3 separate regions of the Homo sapiens genome follow, and regions 2 and 3 are each linked to region 1. The links are chromatin loops, found by intact Hi-C in ENCODE. Cell type or tissue: endothelial cell of umbilical vein. All regions are shown on one strand.

Region 1 (8,000 bases):
TGAGCCCTAGTATTTCCATCTTTAAACTGGGAACAGTGACTGTGTCATAGGGTTGCTCTGAGGAGTAAATCAGATTGTCATGTAAATTGTTTAACACGTGGGTAGCACTTTATTAACAACAAAGACTGGTTGGAAGCCCCCGTCTGTGCTTGCAGCTGCCTTCAGCCATGGTCCACCCTACCAAGGCATGTAGGCTCAGAGAGGTCCAGTAACTTGCTCAAGGTCACACGGCAAGTGAATAGAAGAGCCAGCATATGAACTTTGGTGTGGTTGACTCCTGAACTCAAAATCTGAATCTCTATGCTTTACTGGCTCCTTGTGAAAGAAAGAACCGCACATCTGTGTGTGTGTGTGTGTACACGTACACACACACACACACAATCACACAAACATTTCCACTGACTTGAAGGCTCAGGAGATATCCCCAAAGCCAAGGCATGGATCTGCTGGCTGAGGAGGTGTGAGCCCTCGGAGGGCACCATGTGCCCAGTCCACACTGACCTTGTGTCTTGCCATCCCTTAAGGACCCCGTCTCCTCTGCTGTGTGCTCATAGGGAAGTGGCCCGGAGAGGCCAGGTCAGACTCTTAATTCTTTGGCATCTGAGATGTAAGAACACGGGCCGTGCAGCCAAGGGTGGACAGACGCCATGTGGGTGTGTCTGGCAGGACTGCCTGCCTGCATGAAGGTCACGCTGCCCTTTACAGTCACACTGGCCCCAGCTCCCCATGGTGACCTGCTACCAGGCCTGTGAGAGGGGCCACTGCTTGCTGGGCTGTGGGAGCACTAAAAGGAAGACCCCCCTCACCAACCACCTTGGAAGGACCCAATATCATCTCTGTTCTGCTCCCCTGCCCGCAGCTGGAGGGGAGGGAGAGCTGGCCTCTCGCACCTGTGAAGTATCACTAGCAACCATGACCTAGCAAAGGGCTTCCTTTCCTCTCATATCACAGTCTATCTCTCTATCTATCGTCTAGAAAAGTTTCCAAAGTCAGTCTGTTGACAACCTGCTGGACTTTGGTGGCTGAGCATTTTGCCTCTTTGAACTACAATCTCCTTGAAGGCAGAGATTTTAGTTCAACCCTGAAAAGTCCATTCTATCTTTTTTTTCTTGGGGAGATGGGTGGGGGGTTGGGGGGCGCGGTGGTAAGGCATCAGTAAATGACCTGATAAGGTCTGCAGGATTAGCTCTGGAGGGCTGCCTGATACAGGCAGGCCTGGCTCTCCTGGCTGTTTCCACGTGGCATGACTGGAAGATGAGTGTTGTCCTTCCACAAGAAGGTGTACTGGACCCCTTGCTCCTGCTCATTGTATCCCCCCATCTGCCCTGCAGAAGCCGACCTCCCGACTCCCAAACCCTATGGCTTGGCTGGGGCTGGTATACCCCTGGCTCAGAGTCTGGCCATGACCCACAGCTGGCCAAATAGAGCACCATTTCCTTGGTTCAGGCTCACCCAGTCACTGCCAGAGAGACCCAATTCCTGGACCCTTCCAGGACTTCTGGGCAAAGAACACCTGTCTGTCTACTTGAATGGGAGCTGGAAAGGTTACGTTACGAGCAGCAGGGGGCAGGTGTGAGCAGCCCCGTGGCAGAGAGGTCTGCCTCAAAGTGAGGGGAGAGAGAAACTCTCCTGAGTCCTGACAGCACTGAGCCCCTGGAGACATGCCCAAAGTCAGCCCTACCCAGGGACTTCTGGTCCCATGAGTCAATAAACCAATCTGAGGAACACCTCCAGAGCCCCCATCGGGAAAGCTGGAGGTGATGTTGTTTGACCCATATAGACTGCCTGGCTACGGACTCCACTAGGGGCCATCAATGCCATCTCTTCCGTGAAACTATCAACCAAAAGGCAAGACTCATTGGTTACAAGCAGACACCCTGGGTTCCAATCCTGCTGGGTCATTTACTAGCTGTGTGATTCTAAGTTACTGACTCTCAGAGTCCTGTTGGTAAGAAGAAGATGATAACGGTACCCACGCTGGAAGGTTACTTCGAGTAGTAAATGACCTTGTGACGTGTCAGGGCTTAGAACAGTCCCTGGCACACAGTAGGTGCTCAGTAATCACTGGCTCTAACTAGCTACAATGGGTCGGTCATGCATTCATTTAGGCAACAACCATTTATTAAGTATCTACTGTGGGCCAGATACTGTGCCAGTTGCCAGATACTTGGTGAGTGAGAGGGCATGCCCCCTGCCCCTGTGGATATCAACAAGCAGCCACAAAGCGTGGTGAGTTGCTATGGTAACCCCTGACTTTGGCCTCACCGCAGCCCGGTCCTGACCAATTGAGCTACTTGGACGCAGAGATCAAAATGACTAATGCCTTGTGCAGGGGAAGTTGGATGGTTGTGGGGGTTGGGCAGCCAGGACCAGAGAGGAGGCTGTACCCCTGACCAGCCTCAGCCCCTGGGTTGCAGAAAGGCCTATGTTGGACCAGCCCCTGCCTGGGAAGACAGGGGCTGTGCCACGGGTCATCTCAACAGAGGTGAGGCCTCGGGTGGAAGGGAGATGGCCAGACTCCCTGTAGGGAGTGGTTCCCTCCCACAGACTTCTAGAAAGGGTCAAAGTCTCCAATTCCCCCTGAGGGCTTCTGTGGCAGGGGCACAACTCTCTGCTTCCCGGGGGAGTCCCAGAACCAAGGTTGAGTCAGGCCAGTGGGTTTTTTGCCTTTTTTCTCTGATGTCCTGCTGAGCATCTGCTCTAATATGCAGAAGGAGAAGGGCTGGAGCAGGGGGTATCCACCGCCCCCCACCCCCAGGGCCATTGCCCCACCTGGAAGGAGTGGTTGTCTCTTGGAAACGCTCTTGCCATTACCCAGGAGGTGATAGGAGCTTTTTCACTACATTTCCACACCTTCATTTTTCAGATGAGGGAACCAAAGCCCAGAGAGGGTTGCTCGCCCAAGGTCACACAGCAGGTCACTGGGAGGCCCCTCATAATCTACAGCATTAGGCACTGGTTTCCAGCAGCCCTGGCCGGCACCACAAATTGCATGAGTGCTCTGGCCGGAGCCGGCCTCTACCGCCCAAAAGATTTTGGCTGCTGTGACACTGCCTTTGGGCCAGGTCTGGGCTTTGGGGCTGGGGTTGTCAAGGCACACTCTCCCAGGGATGGGTGCTTTGGAGGCAGGGAGGGCCAGGGAGAAGCCTCCTGTGTCCTTTCTGGCAGATGGATTTGGGCTGAGTCCCCCTTGGAGAGGCTGTCTCAGCCCCGCTTGGGCATTCAGAGCTTCTAGCTTGTGGGCACCCCAGAGGTAGAGGAGGTGCCGAGGCTGAGGGCAGGAGGGGTTCCACACATCTGGGGTGGGAGTGTGGGTCCCTCTCCTGAGGGGCAAAAGCCCAAGCGAACTAGAGGGCATTTGGTCCAGAAGCCACAGCACCTTGGAGTAAAGAGCCAAAGGTGGAGGTGTCATTAAAGAGGGGACATCCAGCAAATCCAAGAAGGGTCCATCGAGGAGAGGGAGCGGGCTGAGTCATTTCCTTGAAGCATCATTTTCAAGCCTTATTTTTTTCCTTTCTTTAAAACAATGACTTTCTTTCAAAATGCACACCAAAATCTTAACATGGAATTGTAAGCCACAAAACAGAAGTGACAACACTGATCTGGTCCGCAGGAAGGAGGGGTCCCTCAGAACCCTCCCTGCTCCATCTCCCACGTGGCCCTACCTTCTTGGGGCCTCTAGGGTGCTCCGGAACCCAGTTTGAAAACCTGGACCTTGAACCTCAGCTGGCGCTGAGGTCCGCATGGGGACCGCGGGGCTTGGAGGCTGGTAGAAGTGGTTGGGGGAGGTGGGACGCAGACAGGAGACCGTGTTCCCTAGGAGGCTGTTTCAGTGTGGACAAGATCATCATACGCTTCACTCATCAAAATCCCCGAAAGGCTGCTGAAAAGAGGATTTAAGGCCACATTCCTTGAAGTAGGGATGGCCAATGAGGTAAGAAAGGCTGGGGCCCAGTGGCCTTCACCAGGCTGACCATTGGTGGCCTTAAGCACCAAGCCACACATCTGTACTCTCCACCCTGAGCTTGCCCTGGCTTCAGTGTCACAGGATACCAGGGCGTTCCCTGCCTCTCACACGAGCTCTCGCCCTGAGCCTGCATCTGAGCCTGTAGGACTTGGATGGGTTTTGATTGTATCTAGTCCAAGCCTTCTTAACCCAGAGTCTGGGATAGGCGACAGGGGTACATGACCCCTTAAAAGTACAAAACTTTCAGTTGCACCTTCTTCCTGGGATAGAGTTCATATTTTCTTCAGACCCTTGAAGGGCTCTACAACCAGCAGAAAAATGGAGAGTTCCTGCAACCCCCTCAGTTGCCACCTCCTTCGAGAAGTCTTCTAAGATTTCCCTTAATTTACAGTGATCAAAGCTCTCAGGCCACGCAGAGCTCAGTGACCTCGGGCTTAACTGGAGGGAGCTGTCACTCACTCTCTCCTCTGCAGCTGGGTCTCTGCATGTTAAGATGTCACACTGGTTGTCAAATGAAAGAAATTCAACTGTGCTATTACCCTGCTTGTCAGTTTACTCTTTAAAAGAAACCCTGATAACTGAGGACTATTTTATTCCTTTGGCAAGTCTCCCATTCATTGTATGCAAATACTGCTACTCAGTGCTCTAAATGATGTTTGTGTAAAAGCGGATTTCACTACATCCCTGCCCGCATCCTGTTGACTCATTCACTGCTTATCACCGCTCTCTCCAGAACCCTCTGTGTACTAAGCCCCATTACTTAACAGCTTGTCTCTTGACCTCTCCATGACCCTGAATGAGGCAGGCCAGGCCAGGCTGAGATTATTTGTTGCAGTGGGAAAAGATGGAGTGTTGAAGCTGGGAAACCTGGGTTCAGAATCTGCCCTCAGCGACGTGTCCCAGGACGGCCACTTCACCTGGATCTCAGAAATGCGTGCTGCTGGCCGGGTGCGGTGGCTCACGCCTGTAATCCCCGCACTTTGGGAGGCTGAGGCGGGTGGATCACAAGGTCAAGAGATCGAGACCATCCTGGCCAACATGGTGAAACCCCATCTATATTAAAAATACAAAAATTAGCTGGGGTGGCGCATGCCTGTAATCCCAGCTACTTGGGAGGCTGAGGCAGGAGAATTACTTGAACCTGGGAGGCGGAGGCAGGAGAATCGTTTGAACCCGGGAGGAGGTGGAGGTTGCAATGAACCGAGATCGTGCCACTGCACTCCAGCCTGCGCGACTGGCAAAACTCCATCTCAAAAAAAAAAAAAAAAAAAGGTCAAGGAAGACAATGAATGTGCAAAAGCACTGTGCAGTCATGTAGAGTACCAAGTCACGTGTGTTACCATCGTCACACACATTGTCACAGTCATGTACAGTGCCACAGCCATGTATATTACCATGGTCATGTACAGTATAGGTCTTGTATATTACCACGGTTATGTACAGTATCAATCTTGTATATTACCATGGTCATGTACAGTATCATTCTTGCATATTAATATGGTCTTGTAGAGTATCCATCTTGTATATTACCAAGGTCATATACAGTATCTATCTTGTATATTACCATAGTCATGTACAATACCATGTCCTGTACAGTACCATAGTCATTAATAGCACCCTGTATATTAATAGTGCCATGTATATTCCCATGTATATTAACAGTACCATGTATAGTAATAGTGCCATGTATATTCCTACATTCATGCTTTTACCACAATCATGTACAAAGGGTCTTCAAAAAGTTCAAGGAAAATGCGTATTACGAAAAAACTAGGCATATATTTGAGATTTTTTTTGCCCCAAAATAACTAACTTGTTATAACATGACTAAATGGGATCTAGTTTGAGGCACTAAGAAGGATAAGACATCAGTTTGAAAAGAACTCCTATCAGAGCAACATAAATTCTCCTAAAACTGAAGCAAGAACAAACATCAAATTTACAGTGAAGCTTGCTTAGATGGAAGAACGGTGAAATCACTGATACTTTATGAAAAGTTTATGGGGACAATGCCCTAAAGAAATCAGCAGTTGGCTAGGTGCGGTGCCTCACACCTGTAATCCCAGCACTTTGGGAGGCCGAGGCAGGCGGATCACAAGGTCAAGAGACTGAGATCATCCTGGCCAACATGGTGAAATCCCGTCTCTACTAAAAATACAAAAATTAGCCAGCATGGTGACGTGCGCCTGTAGTCCCAGCTACTTGGGAGGCTGAGGCAGGAGAATTGCTTGAACCCAGGAGGCGGAGGTTGCAGTGAGCTGAGATCATGTCACTGCACTCCAGCCTGGCGACAGAGTGAGACTCTGTCTCAAAAAAAAAAAAAAAAAAATAGAAATCAGCAGTAGTTAATAAATGGATAACTTGTTAAGAAGGGATGAGATGATGTTGAAGATAAAGCCTGAAGTGCCAGACCATCCACATCAAATTAGAAAGAAAAAATTCATCTTGTTTGTGCTCTAACTGAAGAGGACTGACAATTAACAGCAAAAAAAAAAAAAAAAAAGCCAATACCATAGACATCTCCATTGGTTCAGCATACACAATTCTGACTGAAAAATTAAAGTTGAACAAACTTTCCACTTGATGGGCACCAAAACCACTGCATCCAGATCAGGTGCAGATGAGAGCAAAGCTTTCAATGAAAATTTTATTTTATTTTATTTTATTTATTTATTTTTTTGAGACCGAGTTTCACTCTTGTTGTCCAGGCTGGAGTGCAATGACGTGATCTTGGCTCACGGCAACCTCCGCCTCCCGGGTTCAAGCGATTCTCCTGCCTCAGCCTCCCGAGTAGCTGAGATTACAGGCATGTGCCACCATGCCAAGCTAATTTTTTTTTTTTGTATTTTTAGTAGAGATGGGGTTTCTCCATGTTGGTCAGGCTGGTCTTGAACTCCCGACCAGGTGATCCGCCCGCCTCAGCCTCCCAAAGTGCTGGGATTACAGGTGTGAGCCACCGTGCCCAGCTGCTTTCAACAAAAATTTTAAACAAGTGGGATCAAGATCTTGAAGCATTTCTTCAAAGAACTGTAAGAGAGGATGAAGCATTAACCACTACAATCCTGAAGACAAAGCACAATCAAAGCAATGGCTACCAAGAGGTGGACATGGCCCAGTCAAAGCAAAAGCAGACCGACCAAGAGCAAAGGTCATGGCAATAGTTTTTTTGGGATGTTCAAGGCATTTTGCTTGTTAAGTTTCTGGAGGGACAAGAACAATAATATCTGCTTATAATGAGAGTGTTTTGAGAAAGTTAGCCAAAACTTTAACAGAAAAACACCCAGGAAAGCCTCACCAGATGGTCCTGCTCCACTAAGACAAGGTTCGCATTCATTCCTCTCATCAAACAAGGACAATTTTGTGAGGGTTTTGATGGGAAATCATTAGGCATCCACTTTACAGTCCTGATTTGGCTGTTTCTAACTTCCTTTTGTTTCTTAATCTTAAAAAATCTTTAAAGGGTGATACAGTTAAGCATTGTGTCCCCACCCAAATCTCATCTTGAATTATAATCCCCATAATCCCCATCTGCCAAGGGAGAGATGAGGTGGCCGTAATTGGATCATGGGAGTAGTTTCCTCTATGCTGTTCTCATGATAGTGAGGGAGCTCTCACGTGATCTGATGGTTTTATAAGTGTTCGGTAGTTCCTTCTAAGTTCATTCTCCTTCCTGCTGCCTTGTGAAGAAGGTGCCTTGCTTCCCCTTCTCCTTCTGCCATGATGGTAAGTTTCCTGAGGCCTCCTCAGCCATGTGTAACTGTGAGTCAATTAAACTTCTTTCCTTTATAAATTACTCAGTCTCTAATATTTCTCTATAGCAATGTGAGAAAGGACTAAGACAAAGGGCATCCATTTCTCTTCAGCTAATGATGTAAAAAAAAAGACTGTATTGACATGGCTGAACTCTCAGGACCCTCAGTTATTTAGGGATGGACTAGATGGCTGGTATCATCGCTTACAAAAGTGTCTTGTAACTTGATGAAGTTTATGTTGAGAAATAAAATATATATATTTGTGTATATGTGTGTGTGTG
Region 2 (8,000 bases), 150 kb before region 1:
TTAAGTATTTTGTGGACTTGAGATTGCTACAAAATGAGGTAGGCAGACTTAAGTCTCTGCAAATGCTCCTTCTGGTGTTAAGGTATTATAACCAAAGAGTTACAAATTGTCTGCAGATTACCTTCCAGTTGCTAGTCGCTTTCCCAGTTTAGAAGCCTAGCACACCCTGGTGCTGTTATGCCCTGCTGCAGATAGCTTCCGCTTTGCTGGGGGGATATGCCATGCCAGATGCTTTACGTGCACACTATCCCTGAATCCTCAAGACAGTCCTGCAGAATCTGATTATTCCCATTTTGCATATAAAGAAGTCAAAGTTTAGATAACATAATACTATTTTTATTGAATGTCTCATATGTATCAGGCTCTGTGCTATGTGCTTTACATGTATTACCTAATCCTTACAGCATCTTTGTAGGGAATATTTGTATCCCCATTTTGAAAAGGAGGAAAACAGAGGCCCGCAAAGGTTACTTGTCTGTGATCTCATAGCTGTTGGGTGTCACAGTCAAAATTCAAACTCAGGTGTGATTATCTTTCTATTATGCCACATCCATACTTCCCTACTGAGGTCTTGAAGGCAAGAGACAGAAACCACTTCTGATTTCTGATTCTCTGTCTCTAGCCTGCCGTACAAGTAGGGCTTCTGCACATGTTGGATTGCTTGGTTGACTGGGTGTGTAGTGGATTTGTACTTGCTCATATCGGGACTCATTTTTCCTTCGTCTGAATAATCTGGACCTCTATCTCCAGGCTTTACTTGTCACAAGACAGTGGGAGGATGGGATCATGAAGGATGGCCTGGGCCAGTCACTCCCTACATGATGGTGTAGCTCTTTTGGGTATCTCTGCCCTGTTTTGATGACCATCTTCAAAGTCAAGGACCTGGGTAAAATAGTGCTTCCAAGCTTCAGAGAAGAGCAAGGCCAGAGGGCACCCATGATGAGCACCACTGGAATTCCCTCCCTCCACAGCCCACTTGTTTTCTGCTGTCTTTGAGGGAGAAATAATGGCTGGGCAGGACTTACCTTCCCACTGAGGTGGGGAATGGGGTAGAATTAAGGATGCCTAACTAAATGCCTCCATAGTAAAAGGAGGCCACATGCTTTATGGTAGCCTGGATTCAATCCTCAGAGTGCAGTGAACTGGCCCAGGGCCCTGCCTTTACCACTGTATCCATCATTTGGCTGGCTTTGGTTTAGTTTCTGTAAAACGTCTTTCCCAGTAAAATCTGATTAACTACTCATCAATACAGGTTTGGTTGGATCATAGATTTCAACATCTACTCAAGTTTTCTGGGTTCTCAAAGCTGTATTTCTAGGGGTGAAGACTTTTGTAATGGTTGACTGTTAACAAGTGGCAAAGGACAAGTCCAGTTGGCTTGCATAAGCAATTTTTTATGGACAGAGAAACAGGAATTCAGACAGAAGTCCTACAGTAAGTTGAGATAGGTGTAGGTACCTTTCCATGGCAAAGGTCTTCATCTTACGGAAGAATCCAGCATTAGAGGGAAGAGTGATCTCTTAGGTCATCTCATCCCATCCTCCTTGGGTCAATACATTGTCTTTGTATAGAGAACACCCAGGACCCAGTTGGTGCTGGGGAGCTGAGGCTGCCACAGCAGACTTAGTTGGAAATTAAGCTTTTGGCATAGGCTCACTCATCAACTTTGGATATTAATTGATGGGAGTAGAAGAAGAGGGAGTGATATTGGGTATTCTGCCTAGATTATTCTCCCATATTCTCTTGGTGGGGGAGTATTATAGGATTTTTAACTTCCTCCTAGTTAGCTGCCAGCGATAGGTAAAGAGCACTTTACCCTATCTGTCTTCCAAGAAAGAGAATGTAAGCTCTTAGAAAGAATATAAGAGCTTGAGAGAAACAGGAAAGACCTGAATAAGACCCTGAATTGGCTGCGGTGCTCCTGGGTCTCTTCAGGTGGAGATGTGTCCCCTGGAGACACACAGGACATGGGCACGCGTCACTTAACTGTGGTTCTCACAGCGTCTGGGGCACCAGAGAGACACGTTTTTGTCTGGAACCTGAAGAACGCTGGCAGCCTACATAATTCTAAACATAGCAGGCACTCTTATTGATTCTTTCCAAAACAAAGGTCACATTTCCTTTCTGTGTAGTTTGTGTCCTGGGTTCCTGCTGACTGTTTTGTGTATACGATTGTTACCTTCTCAAAGAGACTGTCAGTTCTTGAGGGCAGGGTTCAAGGCTGCTGTTTGTTTGTGTTCTTCAGCAGTACCTAAATCTGTCCTGGGCTCAGAGGAAGTATTTAGTAAAGACATTCTACCTTGGGTTGTAGGTCACACAGTGCCAGAGCTGGAAAGGATTTTGGAAATCGTAGAGTCCAACACTCTAATTTTGTAAGTGGTACCACTCCAAAAACTTACTTGGGAGGCTGGTGTTTATCTGCTGGAAAGAGAGGATTTTATTATGTTAAACTATAGTGCAAATGACCATAATTCTAAACCTTTGACAGGCTTCCCTCAAACGCTGCAGGCATGTTCCTCCTTGGACTAGTAGCAGAGTAATAAGAACAGTAAGAATGCTAACTAGATACCAGGCCCCCGAGCCATTGTCATGAATGCTTCCAGCCACATGACAAAGTAGGTACTCTGGCTATTCTCCAGATGCAGAGGAGGCTCAGAGGTAGGTGACCTCGCTCAGGGTCATGTAGTTACCAGAATGGTCGAGGGAGGACTGAAGTTTGGTCAGATGCCCCAGCTTGTGGCCCTTCTCCTATACTGTGGTAACTCTCAGATGGGGTCTCTGACTGAAGCCACTCCTTAGTGATTCACGGTGCTAGCTTTGCAGCGTCGTGTGGTGTTTCCAGTTGTCCTAAAGGAAGTTATTAATTTTCATTAACTTTAATTCTCTCATTAGACAGGCAGTGATATGGAAGGCAAGGCAGAAAGCAAACAAATAATGATAGGGGTTACATCTCCAGAAAGGTCAGGAATCACTGCCCTAGGTTGTAAAATATTTGGACTGAGTAAAAGGCATGAGTCTTCCCATAGCTTCTTCCAGGAACTGTTGCTTTACATGGAATTGCTGCTGTGTTCACTAGTCCCTCTTCTGTGCCCAGAACTCACTGTCACATGTGTCAAGAATCCTCATGACTGAGGTTTCCAGGGCAGATCTGATCTGTGTAACACGCACCCTAACCCCCTTGCCAAAGGAGAATGAAATAGGCCCCTAGATGGCCACCCAGTTCCTGGGCCTTCCAGGCAGGCAGCTTGCCTTGAGGCTTTCCCCTGAGCCTTGTATCTAAGGAACATTCCTGTGAGTTTTCTAAGAGGTTAGTCCTGGGTCATTGGCACTTAAACCACTTGTTTTGGTAGATCCTTCCTGAGAAGGTTAATTATATATTTGATATCCTTCTCTTTTTATGCCTGAATGATGAGGATAAGTACTCTGTGGTTTATTAACTGTCACTTTAAACCTTTTCAGATTGTCTTGTGACAAAACAGAGTTTTATGTCCTTTTTATCCCAGCTTTGATGGATGAGACAGCTTTTCTGGTTAAAGTATGCCAGGATAAATAAAATCTCTGAATTGTGGAAAGGGTGGGTTTGCATTTGAAATCATGAGTTCAAGTCTGCCACCTCCTATGAACGGTGACCTAACCTGTTAATCTTTCCATCGATTTCGTTTTTGGCTTTTGACAAATGGAGCTTGGCACCTCATAGGTACTCAGTAATTATTGAATAAATGAAAGACAGCATTACTGGAGGGAGTTTGATGTCTCCAAATATTTGATACCAAACCCTAAAGCAACAATCTGACACATTTCCTGTTTTGAATTCCACTAATTCTTAGAGCAAAGAGCCTATGTTCTTACCATGATACAGTCCTGAAGCTCACTTCTCCCTCAAGACTATTTTGTTATACCTCTGATTTTTTCAGTAAATTTGGAGTAGTATTCTGGAAAGTGAATGTCATTAAAGATTTTTAGTAGTTGCTTTGCAAAGCCTAGTGTCCTCCATTGTATGCATCCCCCAATTGGTATGTGTCCAGTCCTTTTGAGAACCACTCAACCTGGGGCAGACAGTATAGGTAACTGCATTTAAAATATTTAAATTTATTTATATTTAAATTATTGGCCAGGCACAGTGGCTCACGCCTGTAATCCCAGCACTTTGGGAGGCCTAGGTGGGCAGATCACTTGAGGTCAGGAGTTCGAGACTAGCCTGACCAACATGGTGAAACCCCATCTCTGCTAAAAATACAAAAATTAGCCAGGTGTGGTGGTACACACCTGTAGTCTCAGCTACTCGGGAGCCTGAGGCAGGAGAATCACTTGAGCCTGGGAGGCGGAGGTTGTGATGAGATGAGATCACACCACTACAGACCAGCATGGGCTTATCTAATTGTATTTAATTTAAATTTATTTAAAGTAATTCAAATAGTAAAAATAGTGCCAAGACTTTAAAACTCTTCTCCTGCTTTTAACTCCTTCTAGTTTGCTGGAACATTATCAGATGGCTTAGGGAAGACGATGGACAATCGGCATCAGTCAGAGCGGGAGTACATCAGGTACCATGCAGCCACAAGTGGTGAACACCTTGTAGCCGGCATCCATGGCCTGGCTCATGGTAAGTCATGGGTGACATCAGGCTCTGCTGCTGCTGGTCCTCAGAGGCGCCTTTGTATCAATCTGATTGCAGCTATAAAAAAAGAAAGGTGGGCTGGGCGCGGTGGCTCATGCTTGTAATCCCAGCATTTTGGGAGGCCTAGGAGAGTGGATCATGAGGTCAGGAGTTTGAGACCAGCCTGGCCAACACAGTGAAACCCCGCCTCTACTAAGAATACAAAAATTAGGCCAGGCACAGTGGCTCAATCCTGTAATCCCAGCATTTTGGGAGGTCGAGGCGGGTGGATCATTTGAGGTCAGGAGTTTGAGACCAGTCTGGCCAACATGGTGGAACCCCATCTCTATCAAAAATACGAAAATTAGACAGGCGTGGTGGTACATGCCTGTAGTCCCAGCTACTCGGGAGGCTGAGGCAGGAGAATTGCTCGAACCCTGGAGGCAGAGGTTGCAATGAGCTGAGATCGTGCCACTGCACTCCAGCCTGGCAACAGAGCAAGACTCCAATTCAAAAAAAAAAAAAAAAAAAAAAAAGAAAAGGCTGACAACAGAGGAAATCCTGTGTTGGCGTACCTGATAGCCTTCCAAGCTCTCTTACTTTATCCTCCTTGCAGTTGAAATACGACAGCCGGTGAGAACTCCTCATTCGCTTTCTGAATGTTGTGCACATTGCAATTCCTTTTCGTTCTCTGGCTTCTGTTCCCAAAGTATCATAAGGTGTAATCAACCAGACCTGTTCTTAGAATTGTAGCTGCTACTTCTCTTAGAATTGTAACCTCTGCCTTCTCCTTACTGATCATTCCTTCCAAAGAAATTGAAATGAGGAATTTGTGGCCAGGTTTGTAGCCCAGGTGTTTTTTAGTTTTACATAAATGTGCATTCACTAAAATTATAAATTTATTTGCCTAAGAGATGTTGGTGATGGCATGAATGCATTTGGTCTCTGACTTTGAATTCTTTTAATGCTTTAATTCTGAGTCATTTGCCTTTTGTTGCATTTTTCTTAACAATTTCTTAGTACGGCATCCAAGGCCCTTGGAACTATAAATCCAGCCAATTTTCCAACCACCATCCTTCAGCCATGCTGCACTTTGGCCACACACAGCTATGTACTGCTTCCCAGGTGTGCTTCCAAGTCCTTGCTCACACATGGTCCTTCTGCTCTCCCTCCTCTGCCTCATTTCCTTGTCTATCAAAATCCTACTCAGCCTGTAAGTCCCAACTCAATACATTTTCCCAGCTCTATTGTCCCTGTTAGAGTTAATGACAGAGCACAGTCTGGGTTGTGTATGTCACCAGCTGTGTACATCTGATAGATTGAGAATGTGAGGAGGGGAGAAGGACCACTTTGCATTCACCTTTCTCCTTGTGTACCTCACATGACACCTGGCACATAGCTCATGCATAGTAAGGCTTAGTAAATTAAACTCTTTGTACCAGATCCTTAGGAACCATCCAAAGCTATCAGAGTCATATCAAGACTGATCAGTATTAATTATCTGCATTTGGAAGAAGAGGAAGGAATATAGACAGTAAAATATTATATTTCTATTTGTGCTTAGGACACGTTTAGAATAGAGTTTTTGTTTATCAGCTTTCCTAATGGTGAGATTTGGATCAAAATGCCTTTGCTTTTCCTAAGGCTGCCCAACCGTAAAGGGAGCTGTCCCTAAGGAGACGTCAGGCCAGAAGTGAAATTTGGCTGAAAGTAATTTGTTTATGGATTTTAAAAGTTGACTGTTGGGCAATCATTTGGGGTTAAGGTTTAATCATTCTTTCTCGTAATGGTAATGACAGTACATTGGACTCTTAGAAGACTTTTAAAATGAATATAAAATGCTTTGTTATGTGTGGTGGCCTTTATCTGGCCAGCATCCTTGTGACGTGGAGAGAGCATGGCTCTCCTCACTTTCTGGATGAACACACAAATGTGCTGAGAAAATGCATGATTGGTTCAAAGTTGCAAAATCACCTCCCATCAAGAATCATTCCTATAATATGTACAGCCTCTCCAGGAGCCAATGGCTTCATCCAAAGAGGATCCACTGAGCTCTGGGTTATACGAAGGCAGTATCCTAGAGTGAGAGTCTTCCCTTAGGATGAAAAGACCTTTAGAAGGTGATAAGAACCAGAATCCACTCAATCCCCTTGATGTAAGAAATGGGAATTGTGCTCAGTTCTCTCTGCAGGCCTTGCTGGACCCAGGTTCAGTCATGTTCTGTCTCTCAGGTCCCAGTCTGAATTCCTGTTCTGTGTGTGCTCTGCCAAAAACTTTGTTCAAAAGTTTGGGAAAGGGCTGGGTGCAGTGGCTCAGGACAGTAAGCCCAGCACTTTGGAAGACCTAGAGGGAGAATCGCTTGAGCCCAGGAGTTTAAGGCTGCAGCAAGCGGTAATCATGCCACTGCACTCCTGCCTGGGTGATAGACGGACACCCTGTTTCTAAAAAAAAAAAAAGTTTGGGAAAGAGATATTGCCTCACTGGAGCAAATTTACCCAGAATCCAAAAGAAATGTTGTGAATTGTTAGTACATTCTCACCCAAGGAGTTTCCTTTACCAATTTGTCTCACTAGAGCTGAAGAGTCTAGAGAGCTTCCTCACACCCCACTGTCAGAGGGTAAACATCCTGTGAGTGTCCCTGGCACAGGTCCTGGAGATGCTCCCTAGACGGGCTGCCTCTTCCCTTCAGTGACTGTGACCTCTTCAGCCTCTGCCAGCTTCTGGCCTCTTCTAAGGTGTTTTCAGCCATTGCTGTCAACTTGCAAAATGTTTGGAATGCCTTTTTGACCTGGATTGGTCTTTTGAACTGACTCCATTGAGGGTCCCAGCCAGCTTTCACAGCTTTTTGGGGTGCTCTTCATGAAGGTTTTATATAATCGCCGATACCGAATTTCATCAAAGCATGCAGTAGCTTTTACCTTATTTCAAGCATCCAGTGGGGTTGGCCAGTCACCCCCATAGTGTTCTTTGAAAATTGCAAATGTATACCATCAGCTCTCCATATCCACAGATTCAGCCAACCATGGATGGAAAATATTTGGGGGGAAAAAAGATTTCACGAAGTGCCAGAAAGCAAAATTTGAATTTGCCACACGTTTCAAATACTGTATTGACTCCACACAAATGAAGTGATATGTGGGCATCGTATTAGCTACAATAAATAATCTAGAGGTGATTTAACGTATACAGGACGGTGTGTGTAGGTTATATGCAAACACCTACAGCACATTATGTAAGGGACTTGAGCATCCTAGGATTTTGGTATCTGCAGGGGATCCTGGATCAATCCCACATGGATACTAAGGAACAACTACATTTAGTTATCTCTCTCTGCCTTAGATATCTTTCTTTTCTTTTCTTTTTTTTTTTTTTTTTGAGACAGTCTCGCTCGGTCGCCAGACTG
Region 3 (8,000 bases), 420 kb before region 1:
TCTGCTTCAGTCTGAGCGTGGCCCTGCACTAGTGAGACTGATGTGGCCACAGGTTCAGAGAATCAGTGCGCCTGAGTGGGAGAGCAGAGCGGGAGGGGATTTGGAGGCAGGCGGGCTGTGGACAGGGAGGGGGGAGGACATCTTCCGAGCTGTCAGCGGGAGGCCTTCTTGAAGGTCTTTCAGGAGCAAGGCCAGAGGCCGTGGGAGTGGGCGGGGCCTGGGGCTGGGAGTCAGGGGTCTGAGGCCTCATCTTGGCCCGGCCTCTGCTTCCGGGAGAACTTGGCCAATTCCCTTCTCCTTTCTGAACCTTGGTGGCCCCAGCTGTCACTTGAGATTAGCAAGGACCTCCCTGGTCCCAGCAGGAGTGAGTGGCTTTGGGCAGGGGGTGGAGTGCAGATTGCACTGCCACGTCACCCAGCTCAGAAGGCCCAGGTGTGGTCCAGCTGTGGACTTGATTGTGAACTCCTGGGGAAGGGCTCTGGTCCTTTGCCTCAGTTAGCGGGACCCCCACCAGTGCCCTGGGTGCCCCTGCTGGCCCCTCCTCTCGCTGACCCCAGCCCCAGTTTCTGGCTGCAACTCACAGAGGCCCCAGGCTCCTGTGGCCCCATCACCAGCAGCTCCTGCTGTCATTTCCTGAGCCTCGCAAGCCCCTAATCCTGCTCCTTCCTGTCCTGGCCCCCAGCTCCCTCAAGCCCCACTCCTGCATCCCATTCTCCCTGGACATCACCCCTCCCACCCCTTGGCTCAATTTCCTTCCTGTCGTGGCTTGGTCCTTTGGTCATTGCCCTGGTCTTTTCTTGTCCCCTTCCTGATTCTGCCCTTCTCCAGGCCCACACGGGGAACCTCCTAACCGCTGAGCCCTGAAAGGTAGGCGGGTTTAGGATGAGTGGCTACAGGGAGGAGAATGGTGTGGGGAGAGAGATATGGAGGAAAGAATATTAGGGGACAGGCCGGGCACGGTGGCTCACGCCTGTAATCCCAGCACTTTGGGAGGCCAAGGCGGGCGGATCACTTGAGGTCAGGAGTTGGAGACCACCCTGGCCAACATGGTGAAACCCTGTCTCTACTGAAAAAAAAAAAAAAAATTAGCCAGGCGTGGTGGTGTGCACCTGTAGTCCCAGCTACTTGGGAGGCTGAGGTATGAGAATCACTTGAACCCCAGAGGCGGAGGTTGCCGTGAGCTGAGATCGCACCATTGCACTCCAGTCTGGGTGACAGAACGAGACCCTGTCTCAAAAAAGCAAAACAAAACAAAACAAAAACCGAATATTAGAGGACAATGTTAGGACTGTCCCAGCTGTCCTAGCTGGAGCCAAAGGTTTGTTGGGGACAGTGACAGCAGCACACGAGGCTGTAAGTTTAGGGCCAGTTTATGGAGGAGTAGTACCAATTACATTGAGAAAACTGTAGCAACTATAATTTGGGAGGAATTTTCTAAATACTTTACATGTGTTATTTAATCTTCCCATCAGCCCCAGGAGGTATGTGCATTTATCAGTCCCATTCTACAGATGAAAAGACTGAGGTCTATGAACTCCTTTATTTAAAAACAAAACAAAACCCCCTCAAGGCTGCCTGCTAAGAGGGGAGGAGTGTGGATTCAAGCCAGCATCCTTATTCCAGTGTCCATGCTCTCAGCCACCACACACACACTCCTATCAGGAGTTGGGGCAGTGGGGAGCCATTATAGTTTTTGAGCAAGAGAGTGACAGGGCAAAGATCACTGTGGCCTCAGTGTGAAGCACAGATGAGATGGAGAGACTGGAGGCAGGGAGGCCCATGAGGAGGCTGTCAACATGGTTCAGGTGACAGCTCTGGGTTGGTGAAGAAGCAGAGAACAGGAAGGAAGGGGCGAGAGGCTTGAGGGAGGAGGAGGAAGCCTTTGGACTGGGCCGTGGATATAGGGTGGGAACATAGGAGGTGAGGAGCATGCTCTCTCCACCTGCTTTTTGCAACATGCGGCCTCTCTGGCCTTAGCTCTGCCTGTCCTGAGCCCTGAGCCCTGAGCCCAATGGACCGATTCTGTTTTTTTTTTGAGATGGAGTCTTGCTCTTGTTGCCTAGGCTGGAGTGCAGTGGTGTGATCTTGGCTCACTGCAACCTCTGCCTTCTGAGTTCAAGCGATTCTCCCACCTCAGCCTCCCAAGTAGCTGGGACTACAGGCGTGCCCCACCACGCCTGGCTAATTTTTTGTATTTTTTTTAGTAGAGATGGTGTTTCGCCATGTTGGCCCGGCTGGTCTTGAACTCCTGACCTCAGGTGATCCACCTGCCTTGGCCTCCCAGAGTGCTGGGATTACAGGCGGGAGCCACCGTGCCCGGCCCCAGTGGACTGATTCTGGTCAGTGTCAACCCCATTTGTCCCTGGAGCTTTTGCAGTCGGTCACAGGGCCAGCCCGGTCCTGGTCACCGCTGGCTGGTTACCCCGGCTGGGTTGGGCAGGAGTCTGGGCAGGGCTGGTTGCTCATCTCAGGTATGAAATTGGCTGCACCCCCACTAGTGTGGGGGAGCAGGATTCCAGGGCCTGCCTGGCGCTGCTACCCCTGTGCCTCCAGACCCCTCGAGCTCCTCCCAGACCTTTGGCTTCGTTGACTGTGAGGTGAAAACAAAAGGGCTGCTCTCTGTCACTTCCCCTAGGGGCGGGCAGATGCTGGCAGGGCACAGAGAGCCGAGGGCTAAGAGCTGACATTTAGCCTGGCTACTCAGGAGACTGAGGCAGGAGAATCGCTTGAACCTGGGAGGCGGAGTTTGCAGTGAACCGAGATCGCGCCATTGCACTCCAGCCTGGGTGACAGGGTGAGATTCTGTCTCCAAAAAAAAAAAAAAAAGAAGAGCTGACATTTAGCGGGTGCTTCTTGGGTGCAATGCGCAAGAGACCGATGCATTAACTACACAGAGTGCCCTTCCTTGTCACAGCTACCTGGGGGCAGGGGAACATCATCCCCATTTTACAGAAGAGGCCTTTGAAGCACAGAGATTAACTGACGTACTTAGGGTTTTGCAGCTCACTAGAGGCAGAGCCAAGACTCCACCCCAGGTGGCCAGGCTCCTGAGCGCTATGCCTACCTCACCCTCCAATGAGGTGGTGGTGGAGGAGACCGTGAGCCGCTGTCACCTGAACACTGGTGCACTCAGTCTGCTGCTCTGAGGACGCCGCCCCCTCTCTTTGTAAGTCCATTTCCTGCCCATTTCTCATGCTAGCTCCAGCTCATTTCAACTAATTGAAAATTAAAACTTTGCTTCTGTTGAGCAATTCGGCATCGATGAGACGCCAGCTGTGGGCTGTGTGCTGGCTGTGTGTAGGGTGATGAGTAGCAGAAGCACGGGTGACACTGAGCTCTTTCCACTGCCGGGCACGGTGCCAAGCACGCCACGTATACTGACTTCATGAATCATAAAGCCCTGTGAAGGGGGCACTGTTTCTGTCGCCATTTTATAGATGATAAAGTGGAGGTGGGGGAATGGCAGAACTGGGATCAAAGCCCACGTGTCTGTGTCTGGCTCAGCGCCCATACAAGGGTGTCAAGGTTGCGGGGAGGCACGAGGGAACCAATAATTAACCAAAACTGGTCGGGTGTGGGCAGTATAGAGATGCACCCGGGTTGTCACAGGAGCCCCTAGGAGGGACCTCTGACCTCCCTGAAATGATGGCAGAGGGAACTCTTGAAAGAAGCTGAGAAGTCAGCACTGCCAGGTCGGGGGTGGCGGGTCAGGACGTTTGGGCAGAGGCAGCAGCAGTACGGGCATGGAGAAGGGGGCGGAGGAGCCAGGTGCTGCTTTGTGTTGTGACAGCAACAGGTGAGTGATGAATACAGGTGGGAGATGCTGGCAGGGGCTAAGGAGGTTGCGCAGGTGGTGGCAGCCGCTGGAAGCTTTTAAGGAGAGTCAGGCTTGATTGTAGGAAGGGGGCTTAGGTCCATCTGAAAGGGACAGAAGGCTGGGAACCAAGACCAAGGAGCCTGCAGCTGGCAGGAGATGCTGAGGGCAGCGAGGAGGAGGGGTCGTGGGAGATGGAGCAGGCGACATCAGCAGGCCCCTTGGAGGGTGACGGTGGGAGAGGCTGGGGCGTCTCTCATTAGACTCAGGGTTCCTTGCAGGCAGGGACCATGCCCGGCGTCTTTGTACCCTGGCATTTAGCACAAAGCCTGGCTCCAAGAACCGGATACCAGCCCAGTCTTCCTGTCTGCCCCCAGCTCATTTCTAAAGCAACATCACAGGCAGCGAGTCGGGAGTGGGATGTGTCACCCCCGGGTTGCCTGCCTGTGATGTGGTCAGTCCTTCCTAACGCAGATGCCATTCCTCTCCGTGACGGCAGACGGGCCTCCGCTGTCACTGGCCCTGGCGTTGCTGTGACGACCTGGCCTGATGTAGCTGCACCCTGCAGTCCATGGGGCTCCTGTGAACCCCCAAGGTTGAGACCCAAATGCCTCTGCTGCCTCCCACCACGCCCTAGGGGCCCCGCGACCCGCCATGCAAATGACGTGGTTTCCGCATTGCTTGAAGAGGGTTTCCTCTGTGTGGGGGTCCCTGGGTCCTTGGGCAGATACCTCTGCCCCTCCCCACAGCTTTGGCCCCTGCCCTAAGACCCTGGAGACCCTTTTGCCTGGGAGAGTCACTGAACCACCTGCCCCTGCTCACAGTGTGTTCACAGAAGAGTCACTCCCCTCTGTGGGCTCCTTGTCTGTAAAATGAGGGAGCAGGACAAGATCACAGGGTACAAAACTGTCAGAGGGCACAGAGGCTGATGTTGCTGCCATCAGCTCCTGGAGTGCCGCTCACTGGCTGCATGACCTTGGACAATTTGCACGAAATCTCCCAAGCCTCAATGTCTGCATCTGTAAAATGGATCATCCTGACCTCATTGCGTTAGTGCTAGGATAAAATAAAGAGAAGGTATATGAACGTGCCCAGCACTGTGCCTGCACACAGTAGGTACTTTTCCTGGATCTGAACAGTCTCTGTTCTTCCAGCTCTGTGTAAAGGCTTGATCTCGACCCCTAAAGCCTGAAGCTTCTCCCTGTGGCCACCTCCCCACCGCATCATCTTCCGTTCTCAGCGGGTAGATCCCTGCCCAGGGGGGACCCCCTGGGGAAGGCTGGGAGCATGACCTCTTCCCAAGGGTACGGCATCTAAAAGGGATCTCCGGAACATTGAAAAGCCATGAAGGCCGGGCACAGCGGCTCACGCCTGTAATCCCAGCACTTTGGGAGGCTGAGGGAGGAGGATCGCTTAAGGCCAGGAGTTCAAGACCAGTCTGGACAACATAGCAAGACCCGGTCTCTTTCTATAAATGAAAAAATAATAATAAAGCCATGAAGATCCCCAAAGAAGGCTGTGCTAATGGCGGCCGGAAGAGCAGAGGGCACCACAGATGCCGTGCTTTCAGCTTTTTCCTTCTCCTCCAGGCCTCCCTTCTTTCCTTCCTCTCTCGCTATTTATAAATAAGAGAAGGCATTGAGGGCCCCCACCTCGGGTACTTGCAGGGCCTTGGCCTGGGAACAGGACAAGCAGCAAGTCAGTTGACCCGGGGTTGCTCAATTCCCCAAGAGCTGACGCAAACTCCAGAATCAGACCTGCCCTGGCCACCTGGCCCTGCCCCTTACCAGCTAAGGGCTCCAGCAGAGTCCTAGTCTTGAGCGAATCTTATACCTGCAGCCCTGTCCACCAGCTGTGCTTCCTGAGTCCTCCAGGGTGAGGGGGCGTGGGGTCAGAAGAGAGGGGACGGTGTGCAGGGAGGGTGGAACCTGACTGACCGGGTCAGCCTTACTCTTCCAGCGGGGTCTTTTCTTCCTGGAGCTCGGCCCTCGGCAGCTCTCAGAAGCTCACCTTCTTGCAGGCTCTCACAGCCGCATCGTCCTCTGGCTGGGCTGCTCACAGACCCCGGCCCCTGGGTTTTGTCCACTCACCCAGACTCTGTTTTGGGGTCACATTACCCTTCCAGTGTTCCTCTGAGCAAAGTCCCTGTGAGTTAGCCCAAGGTCCCTGTCAAGGAGGACCACATCTGGCCTGTTGCACTCTTCTCCTTTGCCCCACCGAAGCCTCTGTCACACTGTCACAGCAGCGGGCCTGCCATGGTCTCCCCATGTAAGGCTTCCTGAGGAACGGGCCTGGTGCCAGCCTGGGGGTGAACTGCCAGCCCCAGGAGTCACAGGTCAGCTTCCCCACACTTACCCTGGAGGCAGGATGGAGGCCCCCTCCTTTGCAAGGCCCACACGGGCCATCTAACACCCCACTAAAGCCGGGCAGTTCGCTGCCCTGGGGTGTGTTCTCGCCTTGCCAGTTCTTGGCTAAAACCAAGGCAGGAAGAGCCCAGTTCCCATGTTCTGTAACATGGGTCTATGACCAGGGCCTTTGCAGGCCCCTTGCAGCGCCCCCATGGAGCCCCCAGGAGTCTGGGAGAAGATGATGAACCCAAGTGAGGACCTCCCCAGGGGCCTTTGCTCCTCACAAGAACCCCTGGAGGAGACAGGGCAAGGAGTACCACTCCCATTTTACAGGTGACAATGCCGAGGCTCAGAGAAAGTCCATGACACCCCCAAATCCCCCGGACCCACTACCCTGACCTCCTGGCGGTGCACAGAGCATGCCACGCACCTCTCCATATGCACATAGACCCTCTAACCTAAGTCAGCGCCCCTTCTACAAGGCCGGTGTCCAGCACACCTGGGAAAGGGGACATTTCTGGCCCTTTCCTCTCAGAAGTCGCCTGCTCGAGCTGCCCTCCCTGGGGGGAAGGGGATGGGGGCAGAAGCTGAGCATGGAAGCCCCTGCTAATCCACCCTCTGCTCTCTCCAGAGGCCCAGGACCAGCCCAACTCTGCCCCACATCCCAGCCCCCACCTCCCAGCTCGTGCTGTTTCTCCACCTCTCATGTGGATGGGCCACACACCACCCAGCACCCCTGAGGTCTGGTGAGGGACTGAGCCTTCGACACCCATCCTTAAGAACCCAGGGCTGGTCCTTTTGCTTAGAGCATCAACCAGGCCCACACTCTCATTTTACAGGCAGAGAAACTGAGGCACAGAGAACCTGGTTACTGCCCACAGCAGAGGAGACACTTGAGTGAGGACACAGAGGATCTTTGGGGTAGGGGCGGGCCTTGGGGTTGAGACCCAGTCTTCCTGGCCAGGGAGGAAACACAGGACTGGAGGTGAGGAGGCCTCTTTGAGGCTAGTTTCTTCATCTGTAACTTGGGAATAACAATAGGACTGGCCTCAGGGGGACCAGGGGAGGATTCAGAGAGGCTATGATGCTGGGACAGCTCTTCGTGATGACTGGCATGAAGCAGGCTTCTAGTAGATGCTCTACTGCTGCTTTCGTTCTCACCCTCACCCACCCGCTCTGGGCCCACTGCCCTGACCTCCTGACCAAGCACTGAGTGTGCCAAGGGCATCTCCCTGTCTCCCCGGCCCCGCACCTTGTGTCACCCTTTTCCTTAGCTCTTACCACCACCTTGAATTCTCTATTGAACGTGCATGTGTCTCCCCAGCTAAGATGACAACTTCCCGGGGGCAGGGATTTGATTTGTTCAATGCTACTGTTTACCCAGCACCTACAACACTGGGTGCTCAGCACGTCTGTTGAATGAATGAATGAATGAATCACTGCTTTCACCTTTGCCCCTGACTTTCTCCATGGACCACGGACAAGTGACTTGATCTCCCTGAGCTGTGAAATGGGGCCATTCACACCAGCTTTTTAGGGTGGAACTAGGATTTTATACAGTGCCTGCCATCTGGCCTGGCACATAGTAGTTGCTTAGCAAATATCCCATTGTTTTCCTTCCTCCCCAGAGGGCCAAAGCCAAGACCTGGAGGAGCAACAGGGTGGGGGTCTAACCCCTGGGTGACAGAGACAGCTCCCATCTGGGATGGAGGCTGCATGGTGGGAGGAGCTGCTGAGGTTGGGCCATTCAGCTTTGGGGCCCTTGGAGTCCTGGGTCTGTGTGGAGGGGGAAGGGAAGCTCTCTGGGCCCCAAGAGAAGGGAGGCAGGATTGGGGGTG

Evidence for each region. A loop is a pair of places that touch in the nucleus more often than their neighbours do. Peaks named below come from ENCODE experiments on the same cell type or tissue, not always from the same donor. Only the 100,000 strongest peaks of a DNase experiment are listed, where the experiment ranks them.
Region 2: it touches region 1 in a loop (5-fold over the local background); 30 of 110 quality-filtered maps call a loop at or near these places.
Region 3: it touches region 1 in a loop (14-fold over the local background); 3 of 110 quality-filtered maps call a loop at or near these places.

What each region holds. Positions count from the first base shown.
Region 1 is chr1:12,599,860-12,607,859 of GRCh38, forward strand. The region is part of intron 1 of DHRS3 (dehydrogenase/reductase 3); the gene reads right to left. Among named protein-coding and RNA genes, the nearest start is that of DHRS3, 14 kb to the right of the region's middle. RefSeq lists silencers at 3,179-3,364, 4,545-4,839 and an enhancer at 4,545-4,839. In endothelial cell of umbilical vein, a CTCF peak has its summit at 1,564 (motif pointing right); DNase peaks (open chromatin) are centred at 1,582, 2,252 and 4,662; H3K27ac peaks cover 3,650 bases.
Region 2 is chr1:12,451,528-12,459,527 of GRCh38, forward strand. It overlaps VPS13D (vacuolar protein sorting 13 homolog D), which reads left to right. Exons shown (of 70, transcript NM_015378.4): 66 at 4,471-4,603. Among named protein-coding and RNA genes, the nearest start is that of SNORA59A, 52 kb to the right of the region's middle. In endothelial cell of umbilical vein, no CTCF peak of the experiment used is centred here; DNase peaks (open chromatin) are centred at 3,424, 3,714, 5,284 and 5,624; H3K27ac peaks cover 4,263 bases.
Region 3 is chr1:12,174,985-12,182,984 of GRCh38, forward strand. All of the region lies in intron 1 of TNFRSF1B (TNF receptor superfamily member 1B), which reads left to right. It overlaps LOC124903844 (a long non-coding RNA gene), which reads left to right and starts at 1,195. Exons shown (of 2, transcript XR_007065466.1): 1 at 1,195-3,166; 2 at 4,969-5,325. RefSeq lists silencers at 1-182, 122-463 and an enhancer at 3,916-4,883. In endothelial cell of umbilical vein, no CTCF peak of the experiment used is centred here; DNase peaks (open chromatin) are centred at 7, 3,317 and 4,227; H3K27ac peaks cover 3,923 bases.